Linked DNA regions of Homo sapiens: region 1 is linked to region 2. Evidence: read pairs that join two places in POLR2A ChIA-PET (ENCODE). Cell type or tissue: Panc1. All regions are shown on one strand. Links, peaks and the distances in the headings refer to the core of each region. The heading gives the core; the rest is flanking DNA. Region 1 overlaps AVIL (advillin). Region 2 has its middle 14 kb from the start of CTDSP2.

Region 1 (9,170 bases), core at 466-8,465, 59 kb before region 2:
TCCATTTGTTCATTATAGGTATCTTTATTTGAAAAGTGAAAAATGCTTTGACACATTACAGATCTGGGTATTTGGATTTTGCCTATGGAGTGCATATATGATTTCAATGATTTACAGGCTAAATAGATTTTAGAAATAATCATCTTAAAATTGAAAACAAAGGTAGGTCCTGGTATAATATTAAACATAAAGTTATTAAACATTTTAAGCATTGTTTTTTGGTTCTCTTTCTTTTGATTTCTCCAGATTTATGCAGTTTTAGTGCTTTCTGCTGAGGCTTTAGCTAGAGGGCCACAAAACCCAAAAACTATATGGTTAACATTTTAGGTATATAACAAGCAAGGAATGCAAGGATGAGAAAAAATGGAGAACATGCCGTGATTTGCAGACTCTATTATATCTAAATTAAGTAGCTGAATGTCAGGCAGAAATTGGTGGATAAATTATTTCCTGATATTGGCACTATCTGCTCTTTTCTGTGGCCTTGCAATAGGTATAGGCCTTCTTGCTTTAGAAAAGCCCCTTTTCTTTCTTCATTTGGAGCTGTTTCCAGCCAGGCAGAGCTGCAAATTGCCCTCTTGTGATGCCAAACACAGACACAAAGTCCTGTTCAGAGAGGTAATTCTAAGAGAGAAAACAAAGTTTCTAGTTAGAAGGAAGACATGACATCATTGCCAACAGAAGTTGAGGAAGTTGGAGCAAGAGGGAGTTCTAGGTGGATCCTTGAAGAGGGAAGTAGAATGAATTTCTCAGAAAGGCTGTTAAAGATTTAAATTATTCATTGGAGAGGTGTTCTTCAGGTCAGGGAGTCCCATTTTGGCCTGTGGCAGAAGCTTACTGGATTCACTGCTCTCACAGTGCCAGCAAGCGCCAGTTTCTTGCCAGAAGGCAATAAATGGGTTATGTATTAAGGATGAATTACAGACATCAAATTTTGGCAGAATGAAGAACTAAATTGAGCTATGGTTTTCCTTGTTTTCTGCCCGTAACTACCATTTTTACCCATAAATTTTCAAATGCATGATCGGGTGGATCTTATTGAGCATAAAATTCTTCTACACATTTACTTAATGATTTATTGAATATTTATATACAAGTAAAGATTATTAATATATGGGCTTTGCTTTCAAGAAAATTGTAGTCCAGATACTTGAGTTGACTAGATAAGACATTGTGGGAAATCCAGAGTCCAGAGTCTGTGCCTAAATCAACTTCTTCAAGGGGAAAAGAAATTTATTCTTTTCTTTTCTTTTTTTTTTTTTTGAGACAGATTCTTGCTTTGTGGCCCAGGCTGGAGTACAGTGGCACAATCTCGGCTCACTGCAACCTCTGCCTCCCGGGTTCAAGCAGTTCTCCTCCCTCAGCCTCCCAAGTAGCTGGGACTACAGGCACCCACCACCACGCCTGGCTAATTTTTGTATTTTTAGTACAGACGGGGTTTCACCATATTGGCCAGGCCAGTCTCGAACTCCTGACCTCGTGATCCACCCACCTCACCCTCCCAAAGTGCTGGGATTACAGGTATGAGCCACCGTGCCCGGCCAAGAAATTTATTCTTTTAACTCAAATATGTTAATTCATTCACGCAAAACTTAAGAATACTTGCTATCTGCTAGGCACTGTTGTAGGTGCAGAGAAGCTGAGAATATGATGGTGAGCAAGACAAACAAAGGTCCTTCCTTTTAAGGATATTACTAGAGGGGGAAATAGGCAATGAACAAGTATAAAGGGACTGGAGCAGGTATGGGAAGCAGTATTAGGGTGGTCAGGAAATGCCTCCCTGGGGAGGTGATATTAGAGCTGAGACCTACATGATGAGAAGGTGCTGGTGCTGTGATGATTTGGGAGAAGGATGTTTTTTCAGGCACGAACACTAGCAAGTGTAAAGGCTCAAAGGCTGGAATAAGCATGTTTTAAGGAACAGCAAAGCAGCCGCTGTACTGGCTGAAGGGTGGTGAGTGATGAGGGTATTGGTATATGAAATGAAATCAGAGAGCTAGGCAGGGGCCAGATTGTATAGGCCTTCACATTCTTTTTTTAAATGTAGTGGGAAGCTATTCCAGGTGTTTTAAACAGGGCCGTGCCATATATTTTAAAGATCTCTTTGGCTGTTGTGTGGGGAACGGATTGTAGGAACAGGTGGAAACCAGTTGGATTGTAGTAAGTAGTCCATGATAGCTGGACTAGACTAGTAGCAGAGAAATGGAAGAGGAGTGAACAGAAGCTAGCTGATAGACTGATGTAGGTGGAGAGAAAAGAATCAAGAAAGAACCCTGGTTTTTTTTGGTTTGAGTTCCTAGGTAGCTCAGATGTCCATTGAGCGGCTACAATGTGCCGGAGCTGTCCTAGGCCATTTGCTGAGCTGAGTTTTTTACTCACGGAGAGCTCCACTTCCAACAGACACAGTTCCTTCAGCCACTCACCTCCTTTTTGGCAGGGTTTACATCCTCAGGCAGCTCCTGATTCTGGTTTTTCAACAGAACTGCTATAGGGTAATATTTTGGCTCACTGTCATTAGAATTCAGGGAGAGGGTTGCATTCTTCATGTCCTAGGTAAGATAAGAATGTAGGCACAGGGAAAAGACTCCTCAGTGTCTGTGTGGTTACAGTTCTGAATGTGTATAATATTTAACATTTTGACTTATGCCACTTCACCCTCTGTAATCATCTTTGATAACAATGCTCCCCAAACCTGGCTGCATGTCAGAATCATCTGGGAATAGAAAATATTCAGATTTTGGGGTTGTTCTTGGGAAAGCTGATTCAGTAAGTCCAAGGCAAGTCCTGTATAGCTAGTTTGGCATACATCTTGTGTCTGGATCTCATTTGAATATTGGGATCACATACCTTCTCTTGGTACTTTTATTTAGCCCTGCATTTCCAGCCTTTAAATGACTTTAGGTTGTAGTCCTACTTAAATACAATTTAAAGATACTACATCAACATTAGCTTTGGAATCTGAGTTTGTAGAGCACAAAGGACAGAATTGCCAGATGGTTTGAACACCTGGTGCCATGCACTCCTCCTGAGGTTAAAGAACTGCTGGATTCCTGGCTAGAGGCTCCACTTCTTTTAACCATTAAAATAGGTGTAAATGGCCTAAGTTTCTGTGGACTTCACTGTCAGAAATGAATAAAAATGTCATTTGGGTTAGAAGCTTATTTCTGAAAAATACTGCCAATGACTTTAATCTCTCCTTAAACGGCAGAGTTGAATAATAAAACAAATATTCATTTTTTTGTTGTTGTGTTTTTGAGACGGACTCTCGCTCTGTTGCCCAGGCTGGAGTGCAGTGGTGCCATCTCAGCTCACAGCAACTTCCGCTTCCTGGGTTCAAGCAGTTCTCCTGTCTCAGCCTCCCGAGTAGCTGGGACTACAGGCGCATGCCACCACGGCCGGCTAATTTTCATATTTTTAGTAGAGACGGGGTTTCACCATATTAGTCAGGCTGGTCTCAAACTCCTGACCTTAGGTGATCCACCCGCCTTGGCCTCCCAAAGTGCTGGGATTACAGGCATGAGCCACCGCGCCCGGCCCCATTTTTGTTGTTTTTACACAGCAAGTCTGTTTGAAAATCTGGAAGTCAGGAAAATAAGGAACTTGGCTCTGAGACCTGCTTTTCTATTGATTACAAAAAGTCTTTACATCAAAACAGACAACTATGGTAATACTAAGGACATGAGTTTTGCCTGTGAGCATCTGTAGCATTTGTGTGTTCTCTGGCTCTGGTTGCCCATGTGGCTGGCTTCTCCCAAGAGCGAACCCGACTCACAGCAGTGATTCGCATGATAGCAGCAGCATCTCCCAGCTCTTCTTTTAATTGTTCATATGTTTTTCCTGCCTGAGAAGAAGAGAGAGAAAACACAGGATGAGGTCTTTCTTATAGGGGAGGGACATCTTAGGTCTGGTCTGTGTCTTCAGGAAAAGCAAAAGAGCCAGGGAGTCAGAAGACATTTCAAGGATAAGTAAAAATGAAAATCCCCCCTTTTGGGTCCATGCAGGCTTGAAAGGTGCTTAAACATAACGCACATTCTTTGATGGTAACCCCTCAGTCCTCCCAATAAGATTTAAGAAAGAGCAGTTGAAGGCCAGGCACAGTGGCTCATGCCTGTAATCCCAGCACTTTGGGAGGCTGAGGCGGGTGGATCACCTGAGGTCAGGGGTTCAAGACTAGCCTGACTAACATGGTGAAACCCCATCTCTACTAAAAATAGAAAAATTAGCTGGGCATGGTGGTGCATGCCTATAATCCCAGCTACTTGGGAGGCTGAGGCAGGAGAATTGCTTGAACCCAGGAGGTAGAGGTTGCAGTGAGCCGAGATTGTGCCATTACACTCCAGCCTGGACAACAAGAGCGAAATTCTGTCTCAAAAAAAGAAAAAAAAAAGTTGATTAGGAGTCAGGAAACCTGGCTTTCTGTTGATTAACTGTGACTTTAGACAAATGACTTATCCTCTTAGCTTCCTTATCAATAAAATAGGGAGCAATACTTCTACTGGCTATCAGGATTGTTGTAAAGATCAAAAAGATGATGTGTATGGATATACTTTATAAACTGTTTATACTTCACACTGCTTATTGCTGACACCTGCTGTGAATTGTCCACCTGGACTTACTGCTGTGGCAGGTGAAAAAGAGGAGAAAAGTAAAAGGCAGGGAGTGGGATGGGAGTAGGGAAATGAGGTCCTGGTTTCACTGAGCCGTGAATCAGTACTCCACCTTCCTGCCCACTGAGCTGTTCTGAGCTACCTGGCAGGAAGTTAGAGCTTCCCTACTCTCTTTTCTTACACTCCAAATGTTAGGGTCCCAGGCTAGGAACCAGCCTGTGAAGATGGGAGGCTCAAACCCCTGCTTAATGATCAGGATTGGTGTGTCGGGATCTCGGCCGCTGGGGTGAGTGTGCAGGTACTGCTGTGCTGTGGCAAGGGCACTCTCCTTCTCCGTGGCATTGGCCTCAGCCCCAATCCACAAGAACACCTGTTAAGGTGGAGATTTAATATATGTTACTGTGTTCATACCAAGGACTAAGTACTAGATCATACACATTACCCTATCTTTCCCCTTTCTTTCGTGAGCAATTCACAGCCTCAGAAAACTTTCTCAGCCTAATTTGTTCAGCAGAGAAAGGTTTTCCCAGAATCAGCTTGATGTTTATCATTTTAATTGCTATGTGTATCTTCCAGGTCTGCCTTTCCAAATTGGAGCTGTCTCTGAACTTCAGCTTCCTGAATCCAACTTCTTGCAGAACACCTCCTCTTGACTGCTCTAAGCACCTTAAAAATAACACCTTCAGGATGTAGCTCTTCTTTACTAAACTTGTATCTGAGTCTCCACTTTTGATAGGTGGTATCTATCTAGTCACCTAAGGCAGAAGCCTGAGAGTTTCCTAGAAACCCCCCATATCCAATGAGTCACCAGGGCTGACCAACTTTACCTCCTAAGCATTTGTCAAATCTGTCACCATCCCTCCATCCCTACTCCACTGCCCTTATGTGGGCCCACAGTAGCTCTTACTTGACCATGACAATAGTCTACTGACTGCCTTTGTTCCCCCAAAGGCCCATATCCTCTGCATGTGGAGTCCGTTGCTATTGATCCTAAGACTAAAATGATGATAGGATGATGATAGGATGGCTGGATTTTTCCAAAGCAAGGTGGGAAAATGCCCAGGATGGTGAGTTTCAAACATCATTCTCAAACATCACCCCTGGAAAAAAAACCCGGGCTTTCTTTTGGTCACTGCTGACAAAGGTTTGATTGAGCTGGGGATGGTCCAGGGCTACCCTGGGTTTATTCTAGGGTGGGGATACTACACAAAAACAACCCTTACTGTGGGAGTCTTTCTCATGTTCTGACTTCTGCAGCTGTGTCTTACCTGGTCCCAGGTATCTAGGAGCATCACGTCAGTAGGGTTCAGGTCATCCTGGGTGAAGTCTGTGATCTCAGTGACAACGAATTGGCCGGTCTTATTGGAACATTCAAAGAGACGAGACTGGACATCTAGGATTTCCTGCTGAAGTCTGCAATATAGTCCATTTAAGGGCATCAAGCTGCTTAGAAATGTTTTTAAAACTGAGGTTTTAGCCTTTGTGCAATTCACAAGCCTGGCAGGCAGGGGGAGCCCAGAAGAGGGGGAGGCTGTGTTCCCATACCTTTTATCATTGGCATAGGGAGTTTTCCCTCCCAGTAGGTCCCAGAACTCGGCTGGCTCCTGGCCCTCGGCCACAGTGTTCTCGCTGCCATCACAGAGAAGGCTGGCCAGCTCCTTAGCCATTGCCCGCTCATCCCCACTAGACCCCTGAGAGTGGGGCGAGGAGAGCACAGATGTTAGTTGCACAGGGGCACTTCGATGTGGAAAGAAAAGCATCTGAGACTAATAACTCAGTGTGCCAGGATCAGCTACCAAACCACAGTCCCTCAGCCTGGGAAGACAGACAAGTTTGTTCTAGTGCTGGGGAGTGGGGAGGAAAACAGTGTGGGGCAAAGAACAGGACTAGGCTTTGAAACCCACAGTGGGTGTTGGCAAAAGTCACCTTTGTTTCAGCTTCAGTTTGAATTTAGGCACCTACTTTTGATTTTTATTTTAGAGAAAAAATTTAAATTTATTTTTAAAAGTACATACAATAAAATATACTCTTTTGACATACAATTCTAAGAATTTTCACAAGCAGAATCATGTTACTACCACCACAATAAAGGCACAGAACAGTTTCTTCCTCAGTCCGTCCCAAAATTATCTGGGGTGCGACCCCTTTGGAGTCAAAGCCTCCCTGAATCCTTAACCTCTGGTAACCATGAATCTATTCTCCATCACTATAGTTTTGCCTTTTCCAGAATGCTGTAAGTGGAGTCATACAATATTTAGCCTTTCAGTCTGGCTTCTTTCTCTTAGCAGAATGCATATGAGATCTCTGTTGGGTTTACCAGCGCGCTGCTCATCCCTTTTTATTGCTGAGAAGTATTCCATCATGTGGATGTACTACTGTTTGTTTATCCATTTTCCAGTGGGGTTGTTTCTGATTATGAATAAAGGTGCTATAAACATTTGTGCACAGGTTTTTCTGTGAAGATAGTTTTTTGTTTTACTTGAGTAAATACCCAGGAGTAGGATTGCTGGATCATACGGTAAGTGTATGTTTAACTTTGTAAGAAACTGTCAGCTGGGCGTGGTGGCTCCCTACTGTAATCCCAGCACTTTGGGAGGCTGAGGCAGGTGGATCACCTGAGGTCAGGAGTTCGAGAGCAGCCTGGGCAACATGGCGAAACCTCGTCTCTACTGAAAATACAATTAGCTGGGTGTGGTGGCACACGCCTGTAATCCCAGCTACTTGGGAGGCTGAGGCAGGAGAATCACTTGAACCCAGGAGGCAGAGGTTGCAGTGAGCCAAGATCGCGCCACTGCACTCCAGCCTGGGCGACAGAATGAGACTCTGTCTCAAAAAAAAAAACAAAAAAAAAACTGAAACTGTCGAAATGTTTTCCAGAAGCTGTACCATTTGCAATCCTGCCAACAATGCATGAAAATTCCTGTTGCTCTGCATCCTTGCTCATATTTTATGTTGTCAATTTTTTTAACCATTCTAATAGATGTGTAGTGGTTATCTCATTGATTTTGATTTGCATCTCCCTAGTGACTAATGATGTTAAGCATCTTTTCCTGTTCTTTTTTGTAAAATAATTTTAGTGCATTTTATTTTATTTTGAGAGGGAATCTTGCTCTGTTAGCCAGGCTGGAGTACAGTGGCGCAATCTCGGCTCACTGCAACCTCCACCTGCCAGGTTCAAGCAATTCTCCTGCCTCAGCCTCCGGAGTAGCTGGGACTACAGGCGTGCACCACCATGCCCAGCTAATTTTTTGTATTTTTAGTAGAGGCGGGGTTTCACCATGCTGGCCGGGCTGGTCTCAAACTCCTGACCTCAGGTGATCTGCCTGCCTCAGCCTCCCAAAGTGCTGGGATTACAGGCGTGAGCCACCGCGCCCGGCCTTAGTGCATTTTAATCCACTATTGCAATATGAATTGACATCATATTTTGTGTTTTTGTTCTGTATTAGTGCCTGTCTGTTAGAGTCCACCAAATTCACATGGGAAGATTGACTTATCCAGCCTCCATCTGCATAGAAGTTTATGAGATTTCTGCTAGGTGTAAGCAGGGCTTTCAGTGAGTTTTTTTTTTTTTTGAGATGGAGTTTCACTCTTGTTGCCCAGGCTGGAGTGCCATGGCGCGATCTCGGCTCACCGCAACCTCCGTCTACTGGGTTCAAGCGATTCTCCTGCCTCAGCCTCCCGAGTAGCTGGGACTACAGGCGCATGCTGCCACACCCGGCTAATTTTTTTTGTATTTTTAGTAGAGACGGGGTTTCACTGTGTTAGCCAGGATGGTCTCGTTCTCCTGACCTTGTGATCCTCCTGCCTCGGCCTCCCAAAGTGCTGGGATTACAAGTGTGAGCCACTGTGCCTGGCTTTTTTTTTTTTTTTTTTTTTTGAGACGGAGTCTCACTCTGTCGCCCAGGCTGGAGTACAGTGGTACAATCTCGGCTCACTGCAACCTCCGCCCCCTGGTTCAAGAGATTCTTCTGCCTCAGCCTCCTGAGTAGCTGGGACTATGGGCGTGTGCCACCATGCCCAGCTAATTTTTGTATTTTTAGTAGAGATGGGGTTTCACCATGTTGGCCAGGCTGGTCTCGAACTCCTGACCTCGTGATTTGCCTGCCTCAGCCTCCCAAAGTGCTAGGATTACAGGGATGAGCCACCGTGCCCAGCTTTTTTTTTTTTTTTTTTTTTTTAATATCAAACGCTTCATGAATTTGCATGCCATCCTTGCACAGGGACCATGCTAATCTTCTCTGTATCATTCCAGTTTTAGTATATGTGCTGCCAAAGCAAGCACTCCAGCCTACTCTAGGTCCTTTGACCTTGCTGACAGGAGGAGGGGAGTGCAGGTCTGGGCTCCGAGGGGCTGGTCTGACCCGGGGCCCAGCCATCCTACCTTGCCATACCACAGGTAGTGCTCTGCCTGAGTTCGCAGCAGAAAGACATCATTGGAGTTTAGGGAGGAGGCAAAGGCTGGAACTTCCACTGCTTTGGTGTTAGATTTGTCATTTCCATGAATTTGGAAGAGTCTTACTGGAGGGTCAGGCTCGGCATTTCCCTTCCTGGAAGTCCCACCCT
Region 2 (9,170 bases), core at 770-8,769:
ACCACCTATCCCAGAACCTATAAGAACTCATGATAATCCACCACCCTTTGCTGACTCTCTTTTTGGACTCAGCCCGCCTGCACCCAGGTGAAATAAATAGCCTTGTTGCTCACACAAAGCCTGTTTGGTGGTCTCTTCATACGGACACGTGAGACACCACTCACATTATGTTTATATCATAATATATAGTTAAATCCATATTCAGTGATTTCATTATTGAATTTGTAAATATTGTTTATTCTTGAGGCAAGTATTCTGGTTACATTTCCTTTTCTAAATAACTTTGTCATATACTCTGTTTATATTTCCTTCCTTGTACAACCTTTTTGTTTTTTCTGGAGTTAATTGCCTCATTTTTAATTTGCTTGGTTTTTTCTTTGAATCTCTGGCTCTGTCTTCCCACACCCTTCAACAGTTCTGTAAAACGCCCTCTCAGTACAATTTTGCATATGGCCAAACCTGTCATATAATCTTACTGGTTCTCTTCTTCCCTTGGAGACTTTTGTCCTGGGGTGCCCCATCCTTGCACTTTCCTCTGGACGTGTTGCCCTCTGGGCTGTGGTACACCTGTCATCCTGGGTTTCGCATCACCTTTGCCCTTGTCCTCTTTCCTGGACTCAGTGTTTTCTTCTTTCTTGGTTTACTCCCTTGTTTTGGTGAAGCACATCCTCCAGTAGCTTCCTGAGAAAGAGTGCCTGGGAGGTAACATTTTAGACTTTCGTGTTACTTAAAATGGCTTTATTCCATCCTCACACTTGATTGATAGTTTTGGCTGGGTATGGAATTTTAAGTTGAAAATAATTTTCCTTCAGAATTTTGAAGACATTGTTCCTTTATTTTTCAGCTTCTAATTTTGCAGTTCAGAAGTTCTTGCCATTTTGATTTCTGAGACTTTGAATTCACCTCCGCCCTTCCCCCCAACCCCCACTTTTAGGATTGTTTTCTTTTATCTTGGCTATCTTGAAATGTCACAGTATATTGCTGTGGGTTGCTTTTCATTCATTTTTCTGGGTACTTGTCAGGTTCTTGAAATCTAATACAGTGGTTCTTAAAGTGTAGTCCCCAGTCCAGCAGCATCAGTATCACCTGTGGGAACATGTCAGCAATGCAAACTTGGGGCCCCACCTCACACCTACTGAATCAGAAACTCCGGTGATAGGGCCCAGCCATCCGTGCTTTAACTAGCCTACCAGGTATTCTGATGCATGCTAAAGCTTAAGAACCTCTGTCCCAAAACAATTTATGTACTTTAGTTCTGGGAATTGCTTTATAATTTCTTTGACATTTCTTCCTCCATTTTTCCTGTTCATTCCTTCGGCATCGCTGATTACTTGGATGCTAGGCTCCTTGGATTGATCCTCTAATTTTCGTATTATTTCTCTCTTATTAACCATCCCTTTGTTCTGTTTTCTGGTAGGTATCCTCTATGTTATATCCTAATCTATTTGCTAAGTATATTGTTATTACTCTTTTTATTTTTTCTTTATATAATTTTCAAGAGTGCTTTCATGTTCTCTACCTTTTCTTTCTTTTAAGTTAATTTTTTTTAAAGAGAAAGGGTCTCACTACGTTGCCCAGGCTAGAGTGCAGTGGCTATTCACAGGTATGATCACACTATTGGTCAGCATGGGAGTTTTTTTTTTTTTTCCCGGGACAGTCTTGCTCTGTCGCCCAGGCTGGAGTGCAGTGGCGCGATCTCGGCTCACTGCAATCCTGGGTTCAAGCAATTCTCCTGCCTCAGCCTCCCAAGTAGCTGGGACTACAGGTGTGCACCACCATGGCTGGCTAATTTTTTTATTTTTAGTAGAGATGAGGTTTCATTCTGTTGCCCAGGCTGGTCTCGAACTCCTGACCTCAAGTGATTTGCCCGCCTTGGCCTCCCAAAGTGCTGGGATTATAGGCATGAGCCACCGAACCCAGCCAGCATGGGAGTTTTGACCTGCTCTATTTTCGACCTGAACTGGTTCCTTCTACCCTCTTAGGCAAGCTGGTGATTCCCTGATCCTAGCATAGCACACTACAGCCCAGAGCTGGGCTCAAGTGATGTTTTCACGTCAGCCTCTGAAGTCGCTGGGACTACAGGCATGTACCACCATGCCCAGCATTTCTTTTTCTTTCCTTTTCTTTTTTTTTTTTTTTTGAGATGCAGTCTCACTCTGTCGTCCAGGCTGTAGTGCAATGGCGTGATCTCGGCTCATGGCAATTTTCGCTTCCCGGGTTCAAGCGATTCTCCTGCTTCAGCTTCCTGAGTAGCTGGGATTACAAGTGCCTGCCACCACACCCGGCTAATTTTTGTATTTTTATTAGAGCCACAGTTTCACCATGTTGGCCAGGCTGGTCTTGAGCTCCTGACTTCAGGTGATCTGCCCACCTCGGCCTCCCAAAGTGCTGGAATTACAGGTGTGAGTCACGGTGCCTGCCCTCTTTTCCTTTCTTTCTTTTTTTTTTTTTTTTTTGAGACTGAGTCTTGCTGCGTCACCCAGGTTGGAGTGCAGTGGTGTGATTCGGCTCACTGCAACCTCCACCTCCCGGGTTCAAGTGATTCTCCTGCTTCAGCCTCCTGAGTAGCTGGGGTTACAGGTGCCCACCACCACGCCTGGCTAACTTTTTTTTTTTTTTTTTGGATTTTTAGTAGAGACAGGGTTTCACCATGATGGCCAGGCAGGTCTCCAACTCCTGACCTCAAGTGATCCGCCAGCCTTGGCCTCCCAAAGTGCTGGGATTACAGATGTGAGCCACCACACCTGGCCTCTTACTTTTTTTTTTTTTTTAAGAAATAGTTTTCACGTCCTTTGGACACATGAATTATCTCTCTGAGGATATTAACTTGAATTTTTCTTCCCCCTGTGTTTTGATTTGCATCATGCTGGAGGCTTTCTTCAGAGGTCTGGTGTTCCTTGGCTGTCCACTCCTGTTGAGAGGGAGGCTTTAGAGATCCGGTTGGAAGCTCTCCCTGTGGGCTCACAGTAGGGCAATCAAGTGGCTGGCTGGACTCCTTCATTGGAGGGTATCAATTGTCAGTGTTAATAGGCTTTTTCTCTGTCACATTTTGTTTTTTTCCAGAAAAGAATGATCTAGTTTCGTCTCCTGCTTGAAGGTTACAAGCCCCTCACCCAGAGTTCTAGAGCCAGCTATAGTGTGGGAATTAGAGAGGTGTGTGGCAGGGAGACCGGGTGTTATTGTTCAGATGCCGACTGTATTAGTCTGTTCTCACACTGCTAATAAAGACATACCCAAGATTGGGTAATTTATAAAGGAAAGAGGTTTAATGGACTCATAGTTCCACATGGCTGGGGAGACCTCACAATCATGGCAGAAGATGAAGGAATAGCAAAGGGACTTCTTACATGGTGGCCGGCAAGAGAGAGGAGAATCAAGCGAAAGCGGAAACCCCTTATCAAACCATCCCATCTCGTGAGACTTATTCACTACCATGAGAACAGTATGGGGGAAGCTGCACCCATGATTCATTTATCTACCACTGGGTCCTTCCCACAACACATGGGAATTGTGGGAACTACAATTGAAGATGAGATTTGGGTGGGGATACAGCCAAACCATGTCACCGACTTTCCCTCAGTCTTTGATCCCACTCTTTTTCCTGCACCTCCCCAACCCCTAAGTCCAGAATCTTTCTGTTTCAATATCTCCAGAATACATCTTCCTGTCTCCTACAGGAATCGGGAGGGGACACATTAAATTACCTGATTGTGCTGGGGATGGCTGGGGTTCCTGACAGTCTAATTGCTCTTTAAACAGATCTTCAAGCAATCTCTGGAGTTTTAGACCTTGCCTCAGTTTTAGACCCCTGCTTATCCTTCTGTCTTACTTGCTACTTCCAAGTCCCGAGCTTTCCTGGGTTTCCAAGGGAAGAATCAGGTTGCTTCTCGTGGGTCTGTGCCTCCAAATGTTTTTGGTCTGCCCTTCTTGGACTCTGTGGGGTCGTTTACCATTCTTCTATCCATTTTCTGTTTTCATATGATGGGGGCCAGGATTCTAAATCCTTGTTTCATTGAAGATGGACTTTGGGTTCCTGTTTCTTATTTTCCTTATCATCTTGGGGGTGATTTTTGAGAGGAGAAGGGGGCTTTACTCCACTCTCTTGTGACCAGAAGGCAGAGATGTCTTCTTGAGGTGGAAGTGGTGGTGCTTGTGCCAGACACTCTTGCTGACAAAGTGGCTGAAAGTGGGCCATATGTTAGGAGGAAGGTGAGGAGGGGAGGAGAGAAGCTTCCGGAACTTAGAAAAGCTGCTGTGGGAACTTGATTTGGAACCCCTGCCCCCCGTCCTCCCAAGAGGGCCCAAGAGGAAAAGGATTACTGGGCCCCAGTGAGGCCTGGTTGAGGTGAGACTGTGAGAATCAGTGGTAGGTTCAGCAGGGAACAGGGATGGAGACAGTGAGCAGTGGGCAGCAGCTTCTAGCTCAGAGGAGGACATGAGGGGATGGGGGCATTCTAGAGCCAGAAGGAGGGCAGTGAAGTGGCTTTGAGGCAGGCCATTGGCCAGGGAGCAGAAGAGGACAAGACAGTATTGACAGCCACTGATTAGATGTTGGTGATGTGCCAGGGACTGGGCCAGGTTCTTCAAAGCAGGCTTAGTGGGAGTGGGCAGCCAGGAGGAGAAAGGAAAGGTGGTCTAGGTCAGTGAAGGAAGGGCTGAGTCTCAGAGGTGGGAGTGGGGCAGGTCTGAGTGATGATGGAGTCTCCTGCTCCAGAGGTGAGAGACTGCTCATGTGCAGACCCATGAAGCAGGGTGTCCCTGAGGAGGGCAAGAGGTGGGGTGGGAAGAAGCAGTGGTATAATGGTTCAAGTCTTCAGAAAGAATGGCAGCAGGTGGGAGAGGCCAGTTGTTTAGATGAGTGGCCTCTTGGGAACCAAGGAAAGATACTATTTTATTTTATTTAGTTTTTAGAGATGAGGTCTCACTATGTTGCCTAGGCTGGAGTGCAGTGGCTATTCACGGGCATGATCATAGAGCACTGCAGCCTTGAACTCCAGGGTTCAAGTGATCCTTCTTTTTTTTTTTTTTTTTTTTTGAGACAGGGTCTGGCTCTATTGCCCAGGCTGGAGTGCAGTGGTACAATCTCACTGTAGCCTCTGCCTCCTGGATTCAAGCCGTTCTCCCACCTCAGCCTCCTGAATAGCTGGGACTACAGGCACATGCCACCATACCCAGCTAATTTTTTTGTATTTTTAGTACAGATGGGGTCTTGCTATGTCGCCCAGACTGGTCTCAAACTCCTGGACTCAAAACAATTCACCCACCATGGCCTCCCAAAGTGTTCAGATTACAGGTGTGAGCCACTGCACTCGGCCTTCAAATGATCCTTCTGCCTCAGCCTCCCGAGTAGCGGGAACAAGAGGTTCTGACTACCATGCCTGGCTTAAGATTTTAAACAGGAAGGGTGATCACTTCGGTTCACTTTATTTTATTTATTTATATTTTGAGACTGGGTCTCGCTCTGTCACCCAGACTGGAGAGCAGTGGCACAATCACGGCTCACTGCAGCCTTGACTTCCTGGGCTCCAGGGATCCTCCCACCTCAGCCTCCTGAGTAGCTGGGACCACAGGTGCACACCACCAAGCCTGGCTAATTTTTGTATTTTTGGTAGAGACAGGGTTTTTCCCCTTGCTGCCCAGGCTGGTCTCAAACTCCTGAGCTCAAGCAATCTGCCCACCTTGGCCTCCCAAAGTGCTGGGATTACAGGCGTGAGCCACCAAAAGGGGCCTTCAGTTCACTTTAATACTTACTGAACATTTATGTAATGCACCTGCCCCAGGTTACATAGCCTGGGGGTATAGTCGCAATGAGTCACCTAAAATACATAGCCTCTGACTCTAAGCTGTAATAACTCAGCTCTCATGCATGACTCCACAGTCTTTTCCTGACGTCCTGGGACTATTTTCTGTGTGCTTCTATATGGTCATTCTATGCCGCCTCACAGATGTTGCTGATAGCACTCCTCCTGGCTGAGAAGGCTGCTCCTGTCATCTCATCAGGCAGCCCCTGAGTGTAGCTCGGCCAGGCTTCTGTGATTACAAGCCACAGAAACCAACTCTGGCTAACTTAAGCAGAAAAACAATTTATTGGAAGGTTATTGGGCAGCTCATAGATTCAACAGCTACACTCTACCCTTCTTCTGTGCTGGTAAAGGCTTGATTTTGTCCTGAAATTTACGTGCCCTGTACCCAAGGAAGGAGACCCCCTCCTCAGCCACAGGGGATAATGTTGATGAGTCTCAGCCAACCAGGGCACTTCCTGCCTCTGTGCCAGTGATTGGTTTAGGTTTAGGCATGTGAGGCAGCGCTGGCCAAGGACACACAAGGGGAAGCCCGCTAGGCCAGGGTTTTCGGAAAGAATCACAGAGAAGCTGACTTTATTAAAGGTGGAATTAATGCTCTCTGCCTCTAAAAAATAATATACTTGCCCATTGTGTAAGGTGCTTTTAGTTGGTCTTCTGTGCTTTCAGTTGAAAGGTTCTGACACATGAAGGCTAGCTATTTTTCCTGGGTAGCAGGTGGGGCGAAAGATGGGAAAATAAGCTGATGGCTAAAGGGTGAAATGAAAAGAGTTTGCAAAATAAAGGAGCTGATGCATTTTTGAAGGCAGAAGAATTACCTAATAGAAAAGAACTGATTGAAAATGTTAGAGAGAAGGGGACTAACTCAGGGAGAAGGAGGCCACCACTCATCAAGCAGACACTTGCCATATGCCAGGCACTGTGAAAGGGGGTGGGATACAGTGATGGACAGAAATACGAGGTCCCTGCTCTTAGGGAAACTTTCAGTCTGGGTGGGGTAGAGAGACAATGAACATGTAAGTAACAAAATAAACAGGATAAGATAATGGGAAGTAATTTGGCGGGGCGGGGGGCAGTTAATTTTGATAGAAGATGGTCAAGAAAGTCTCCTCTGAAGAAGAGGAGATCCGCCCAACTCGGCCTCCCAAAGTGCTGGGATTACAGGCGTGAGCCATCGAGGGGGGCCTTCAGTTCGCTTTAATATTTACTGAACATTCATGTAATGCACCTGCCGCAGGTTACATAGCCTGTGGGTACAGGGATGGGCCAGCCACATGAAGAAACTTAGGAGGACTCCAGAAGACATCTCAGGGCAACTGTGGGCTCTGTCCTGACTACAGCAATGGAAGTCCAATGTCCATTCAGAAAAGGGAAAGAAATGGCAGCAAAGTTTGCCTTGGAGGCTCCTGCAGGCCAGGAATGACAGAGCAGCTGGAGAGATATATTTTCCCAGGGCTGGCATGGATATCACCTCCCCTGTGGCAGGACAGGTTGGGAACCCTGGTGTTGCTGACTTTCTGGAAGCTGGAGAGGTTTGAGTGGAATATTTGGAGTGCATTATATACCATAGGTGGCTTGTGCTGGCCACCTATGGTCTATAATTTGGTTGGATGTCCTTGATTTTCTACTGATAAATAGATCTGCTACTTGATTTTCTACTGTGGGTTTGAGGGAGGATACTTGGGGCCAGCAGATGAGTCACACCTCTGATCCTTACATGCCCAGCTGCCTCTGTCTCCCCTTGCCCATGCAGTCTGGAATTCCAATCTGCTCCCCTGTTTAACATCTCATCCAGTCAATAAGCGCCTCTGAAGTCTTTACTTTGTGAGTAGCATCTTTGACATGTTTGTGTCGGGTGGATACCATGACAGAAAGACAAGACTTGGCCTCAAGGAGTTTGCTGGTCAAATTCGAGAACACTGCATCTGAAACAATTTATCAGTAGAAAATCAAGGACATTCAACAGAGGTATAGACCATGGGTGGCCATCACAAGCCACCTATGGTACACAGTGCACTGGTTTATATACCATCTACTGCATTAGTCCCAGCCTCCCAAACTGGCACCAACAGTCCTCTTCTCCTTGCCCACTACTCCCTTCTTCCCTCCAAGATCCCTTTGGAGGTGATCCATCAAGTTGGAGCCTGACACATAATTTCTGCTCATCGTGTGTGGCCTTCCTCCAGTTTCCTGGGGATGTGAAGGAGGAGGGAGGGACCTGTCAGCTGGATGGAGACTTCTTTGCCCAAAGTTGATAGTACCACAGTGGGGCTCTTCACAGGCAGCCATTTTGAGACCTGTCCAGCACAAGGTTCTAGTTTTGGGGGTCCTGTCACTTAAATAAGAAAATATTGAGTGCTTGCCTTGTGCCAGTGTCTGTTTGAAGAGGCAGACCACTGTCACTTTTCTTGTATTATCTAATTCAGTCCACACAACAATTGCCTTTGGTGGGAATTTTAATTATTCCATTTTACAGTTGGAGAAACTAAGGTACAGAAAGATAAAGTCACTTATCCTTATCAAACAACTAGTAAGTAGTGGAGCCACGATTTGAACCCAAGCAGACTGCCTGCAGCATCCCTGGTCGGCACCCCTGTGCACACTGCCAAATTGTCTTATTCTAGGAATTTCCCTTCCCTGCGCCATGACATATTAAAAACTCAGCTAGAGGTCATTTTGAGCAAGGAACCCTTCTCCACCCTGCCTTTCCATGAGAGGGAGTTGGGATCCCAGAGAAGAGGAATTCCAGAAGAGGCACTGCCACTTTGGCTATTTTTCCTGCATGTTCCCCAGGCAGGGAGCGCCAGCTTTTGATTTGCCAGGTGTCTCTCTGTTCTTCTAATTAACACCAGATCCAGCCTTTAGCCAGAGCCCTGCCTATAGCTGGAATCCACCACCATGCGGCTCAGGGGCCAGTTCGCTGTGACTGCCACAGAGGACAAAGCAAGTGCTAACTCGGGGTGGAGTCTTCTGTAATGATGCTCCCTTTGCCTCATCCATAAAAAGCTCCACTCAGATCTACCTCGTTTGTGGTGGAGGCCAGGGTGGCAGAGTGTGCAGGAGAAGGCAGAATCAGGCTGAAACAGCTCCTCTTTGCCTCCCTGGATTCTTTTCCAAAATGCTGTCAGCACTGCCAGTTGGAAAATATTTTTCTCCCTCCCTTTGTCTTCTTTCTTATTAAGAAAAAAAAAAAAGCCATCTGGTGTCAAATTCACTCCTGGCACATCATAAAGGGTAGCACTAAAAATGTCCCCGAAAAACTAAAAGCAAAACCACAGTAGTACACATGGGATTTAATCTCAGCATCCTAGAATTTCAGAGTTGATAGGGCCCTCTGAGATCAAACCCTTCCTGTAGACGGGAGGAAAC

What was found. ChIA-PET counts read pairs that join two places held together with the same protein. Peaks named below come from ENCODE experiments on the same cell type or tissue, not always from the same donor. Only the 100,000 strongest peaks of a DNase experiment are listed, where the experiment ranks them.
Region 1: POLR2A ChIA-PET joins it to region 2 with 11 read pairs; 6 of 35 experiments call an interaction of 5 or more read pairs at or near these places.

The regions. Positions count from the first base shown.
Region 1 is chr12:57,797,372-57,806,541 of GRCh38, forward strand. It overlaps AVIL (advillin), which reads right to left. Exons shown (of 20, transcript NM_006576.4): 14 at 8,989-9,168; 15 at 6,153-6,298; 16 at 5,876-6,020; 17 at 4,789-4,977; 18 at 3,773-3,841; 19 at 2,424-2,549; 20 at 9-624. The coding sequence ends at 511. It overlaps TSFM (Ts translation elongation factor, mitochondrial), which reads left to right. Exons shown (of 6, transcript NM_005726.6): 6 at 1-216. It also overlaps the pseudogene RNU6-1083P. Among named protein-coding and RNA genes, the nearest start is that of AVIL, 17 kb to the right of the region's middle. In Panc1, for the core only: a CTCF peak has its summit at 6,111; a DNase peak (open chromatin) is centred at 6,141.
Region 2 is chr12:57,855,880-57,865,049 of GRCh38, forward strand. No RefSeq gene overlaps it. Among named protein-coding and RNA genes, the nearest start is that of CTDSP2, 14 kb to the left of the region's middle. In Panc1, for the core only: no CTCF peak of the experiment used is centred there; no DNase peak of the experiment used is centred there; H3K4me3 peaks cover 82 bases; H3K27ac peaks cover 1,889 bases.